Linked DNA regions of Mus musculus: region 2 is linked to region 1. Evidence: chromatin loops called from intact Hi-C (ENCODE). Cell type or tissue: heart. All regions are shown on one strand.

What was found. Hi-C counts contacts between places; a loop is a spot of excess contacts. Peaks named below come from ENCODE experiments on the same cell type or tissue, not always from the same donor. Only the 100,000 strongest peaks of a DNase experiment are listed, where the experiment ranks them.
Region 2: a loop joins it to region 1, with 2.5 times the contacts of the local background. A loop is called at or near these places in 2 of 42 quality-filtered maps.

The regions. Positions count from the first base shown.
Region 1 is chr10:41,979,743-41,982,242 of GRCm38, reverse strand. Armc2 (armadillo repeat containing 2) reads left to right here. Exons shown (of 18, transcript NM_001034858.3): 6 at 1,646-1,722. Among named protein-coding and RNA genes, the nearest start is that of Gm33058, 22 kb to the right of the region's middle. In heart, a CTCF peak has its summit at 1,350 (motif pointing left); a DNase peak (open chromatin) is centred at 1,302.
Region 2 is chr10:41,517,473-41,519,972 of GRCm38, reverse strand. It overlaps Cd164 (CD164 antigen), which reads right to left and starts at 473. Exons shown (of 6, transcript NM_016898.2): 1 at 273-473. The coding sequence starts at 438. In heart, a CTCF peak has its summit at 1,360; a DNase peak (open chromatin) is centred at 652; H3K4me3 peaks cover 1,941 bases; H3K27ac peaks cover 1,374 bases.

The sequences.
Region 1 (2,500 bases):
TGTGTGTGTGTGTGTGTGTGTGTGTGTGTCCCAGTGAGTTCCATTAGGGTTGGCTAGAAGTGTGGATGAAGGTTTGTTTATAGGAGTCTGGATGCCTTACCCATTGCTACATCACAGAAGACAATTTCTCCCCCTCTCCCATCAACCATTAACTGTGTGAATCCGCTGGGGGAGGGGGCAGGGTGTAGGGTTGGTTTTGTTCAAATAGGGTCTCATGTAACTTTTTGTTGTTGTTGTTTTGGTTTGGGTTTTTCAAGACAGGGCTTCTCTGTGTAGCCCTGGCTGTCCTGGAACTCACTTTGCAGACCAGGCTGGCCTCGGACTCAAAGATCCTCCTGCCTCTGCATCCTGAGTGCTGGGAGTAAAGGCGTGTGCCACCACTGCCCTGCTCTCGTGTAACTCATGAAGTCTTGCTTCGACAATCTTTCCATGGATTGAGTCCTTTTGTTCTGTCTTTGAGGGAATTTGTCTTCATGTTCTCTGTTTTATTGGCTAGGAACATCTTGCTGCAAAAATTCAGTTGTTTCAGAAAATTAGAGCCTTTTTGTTTTAATTGGTCCTACCAAGTTTCCCTATTTTATGACAAAGAGAAACATCTGGACTTTAAAAACAAAACCAAAAACATGTTGACAGGGAAAAAAAATACTAAAAGTTATGTGAAGAGGCTAAATCTGGGGCAGGGGGGTGGTGGTGGAGTAAAGACCAAGGGCAAGCACTCAGGAGAAGAGGCAGGAGGATCTCTGTGAGTCTGCTGCCAGCCTGGCCTCCAGAGTGAGTTCCAGGACAGGCAGGGCCACACATAGAAACCCTGTCTGAAAAACAAAACAAAAACAAAAACAAAATGATAATAACTTATATATTTATTATTATTTAGATTATTGTTGTTAATATTATTAAAATCAGTGTGTGGAATTATCAAAAAGAAATTGTGTCAGACTTGCCATTTTAGCCTGAGTGACCTTGGGAATTTATACAGATCTTTAAAAGGCAATACCTTCAGGTCAGCTGTAAGTGGGGAAGCCAGGCAGCAGAGTCAAGTGCCTCCATAGCTAGCCAGGCTACTCGTACGCTTCTCATCTGAGGACTGCCCAAATACACTGTCTACTTTTTTATTTTTAACATTTAAAATATTTCTAAGAGTATTTTTAGAGACTATTAATTGACTTGAGTTTTAAAGTGGGAATGGGACGTGCTGTGGTGCAGTGGAAAGAACAGTGGGTTGAAAAATCCCGAGCTCCGCATTCCAGAGCTGACCCTGCTCATGTGACCTTGGACAGAGCAAGCTGGCTTTCCCTTGGCTGGTTTTCTTCCTCTGTTTCTTGTTGTAACAGCGGCCTCTTGTGGTCCATATCATTAACAACAACCACCACTACCACTACTACCTCACCCCCCAGTCAATTTTGGATTTTTAAATTTATTTTTTATTTTTGGTTCTTTCCAGTGTTATATTTCATACTGTTAAGCCAGCAGACTTGTGTTCTCACAGATAAATCTTAGGAGGCAAAGGCAGGTGACAGCAGACAAATGGGCACCAAACCCATCTCTTAAACTAGTCTCTGTAGTTTCTTCCAAGCCTGACATGAACAAATTGCAGTTTATAAAAATGAAAATACTTCTGTGTCTCATCCATTGCTCTTCCTCCTAGGGACCCTGGGAAACGGCGTGCCAGGGCCTCCTCGTGCCCTAGCAGCTCAGACCTGAGCAGGAAGGAAACCAGGGCAGGTGAGTGTGCCTCTCTGCCCTCAGCATCATAGCAGATGAGAGTGCCTCTCCTCCTTCAGCATCCAGAGCAGGTGAGAGTGCCTCTCCTCCTTCAGCATCCAGAGCAGGTGAGTGTGCCTCTCCGCCTTCAGCATCCAGAGCAGGTGAGTGTGCCTCTCCGCCTTCAGCATCCTTCATTCTCAAGATCTTTGTGCTGTTAAACAGTGTGACTTGTTTTTCAAAGACAAATGTTAGGTGGAAGTCAAGGAGAGTCTAGAGTGCCACACCGAGCCCTTAGTAACTCTGTTCGACAACTTCAGGAACTGGATCCAACTTGCTCAGAAACCATTTGTTTTCTAAGTTTTCATTTTTCACTGCCGTCTTAAACCAGTATCCAGGTCTGCTGCCTTCAATGTAGACAGAAACTCACAGAAATTATAGCTTGAAGGTATCTGGAGGGTTTGTGTGCAGATTTAATATCAGTGTAAATCTAAACTTAAGTTCAAAAGCATTGCCCACTTAAATGAAGAAGGTTTTAATTCTTCAAGATTTTTTGTTTTTTGTTTTTGTCTTTAAAATAAAGAAAAAGATACAAATGTGGCACATTGTTAACATTGGACCAAACTAGTCAGGGTAGGACAGCTGTCTGTTACATTAAATGAAACTATATTATGAAAGCCCTTTAGGGACTTTATTCTGCCTGAGGAAATATGAAATAATACAGACCAATGGTTAGAAATGGTGCAAAGTCAGGCAGTGAGAAAAATGAGCCAGGGAACATTTGTTACACTATACCACT
Region 2 (2,500 bases), 460 kb after region 1:
CACGAGCCCAAAGTTTGCGCACCCCGCCGACCGCGGGGCGCGTCGCCTCGTCCAATTACTCCTAACTGCCACCGCGGAAGCAAGCCACGTCGCCGTCCCGAGCTGCGGCGCGGAGTTACCAGGCGCTTGGGGGGATGGCGCCTCTGAGGGCAACGCTCGCGGCCTAGCTCGCCTGTCGCCTTCGCCCCCCACCCCGTCGGGCCGCCGTCCTCCGGCCGGGCGGCCATGTTGCGCGAGTCCCCACCGGCTCGGCGCGTGCGGCGGGCGCCCACCTGGTAGCACGGTGGGCATTTGCGTCGTCGGGACCACTTTGGTGGTCGTGGTCGGCACCTCGGTCACGTTGGGAGCCAGGGTGGTGATGTTGGGCTGCGCGGCCGAGACGCAGAGCACGGCGAGGCAGGTGGCGGCCCAGAGCAGTCGGCGGGAGGAGCCCGACATTGTGTCTTCAGCCCAGGCGTCCGGGAGAAAAGCTGCGGCAAAGCAGGCTCCGTCTAGCACTGCGTCCCTGCGGCGCCGCCCCCCGAGAAGCCCGCCCCGCGGGAGCGCGCGCCGGTCACGTGAGCAGCCCGGCGGGGCGGGGCGGAACGGGCGAGACCACTAGGAAGCCGGCCGGAGGGAGAGAAGCGGCCGCGGAGACCTCTAGGGCAGCAGTCCGTGCGTCGCAAGCCGTCCTTCTTGTCCTGGGAGGATCACGCGCGGCACAATGGAGCTTTCCTCACATCTGCACCACGGATGATCTCCCCCCGCCCTGGCAAGGATGGAACTGCCCACGTGACGTAGCGAGGGGCGTCCACCTGCGCCGCCTGGGAGGCGGGCCGCGAGGTGTCACGTGACCCCTCGGTAGCGCGCTGCGGGTAAGAAGCCCGGAGGCTCTGAGACCGCTGAGCTTGAGTTCTGCTGACCGCGCTCGCCTAGGGCTCTGTAGGAGCCGCCTTTTCTTCCGTGAAGCTTGATTTATTTTTAAGTGTGAATTTTTGTTTTTGAGAGTTCGGGGACTCAGTAATGACGGAACCACGGGATCCAAGAGTTTGCCGGGCCACTGGTTCAGTGCCCGTAGCTGTGGGTGGGACCGAAAGTGATCTGTCCCGGACGCTTCCTTGTCGTAACCGCCACCGGTGCCCTTGCCTCACCTGCTTCTTCCGAGTCACTCAGAGATCCGCAGTAGGGATCGATCTGTCCCAGCCCCAATCACTGTGGTCAGAGAGGAAGACGGCTAGGGATGAAAAGCCTTCGTGCCTCTTCCTATCCCCACATCACGAGCGACGAAGTATGAGACTTGGGGAAAGTGACCTGACCCTGACACTAGGATAGCATAGTGGCAGAACAGGCATTTTCAGTGCCTGTTGGCGGACTCTGGCTCTCTTTAGTCGTGAGCGCCATCTGATGCCGGGTCTCACAAAATAATCAACGCTTGACATGCTTATAGTAGGTGGTTTTGGTTTTTTTTTTTTTTTTAAATGAGACTTGAAAATGATAGGTAGAGCTAGGAATGTAGTTCATTTGGTAGAACGATTGTCCCTCATGCAAGAGTCCCTGGGTTTTGCACTATGCTGTCTTGATTGTTTAGCGTTTGCCATATTTTATGTTACAATTTTAATGTCATAATTTTAATTATGCATGTGACCCTAATAACAAGAATATCAGATGTTTCGGTGGTGTCTGTTTCGCTGTAGTATGCATTTTAAAAAATGACTCTAAAAGCATTTTTACAACTTTAGCGAAAGATTGAAAGCCCTTATTTCTGCCAGTAATGAATTTAATGTGGTTCCTTTGTGGGTGTACTCTGTAAAATAAATATGAGCCAGTGGGTTGTGACTGACCAAATCAATGGTCTTAGCATTAAGGTGCAGTCAAATAGTCATCATAAGAGCTTTAGAGAAGCTGCTGTTCTCTCAAACGCCTCACATGACACCTAGGCTAAAAGAAGAACTTCTGTTTGGAGATTTTAAAGCAGAGGTTATGTTCCATCTCCTCTTCCTGCTCCCAAATCGATGATCTCATTTGTCCCTAGGATGAACACACTCTGCTGTGGGGACCATTGATTTAACAGCTTGTCACTTGAGTGTTCCAACTATAGTCATCAGATTTCCTTTCGTTTCTATAAGGGGACAATTTCAAGACTAACAAACTGCTGGCTCGGTTTATTTTAATAGCATATACAGTACTAGATCAAGATTTAGTTCCAAAGTCATTTTCACTGCTGTAGAATCAGCTTTATTTTCAGTTTAAAGGAGCCAAATTCCATTTATTGTCTTATTTCTCAACTTTGACGCTATTGTGGCTAGTTGACTCTTCCTGTCTAGTCTCTATAGGTTGTGTAATAACAACCTGGCCTCTATCTAGGAGAGGGTAGAAAACACCCTACACTTCCCTTGTGCCAACACCACCCCCCCTAACATTTTCAGTGTGCCCCAATGGTAAAATCAACAACCTTAGTTGAAAACTAGTGTGCTAGACCCTCTTGGGGTCACATATCAGATATTATGCATATCAAATATTT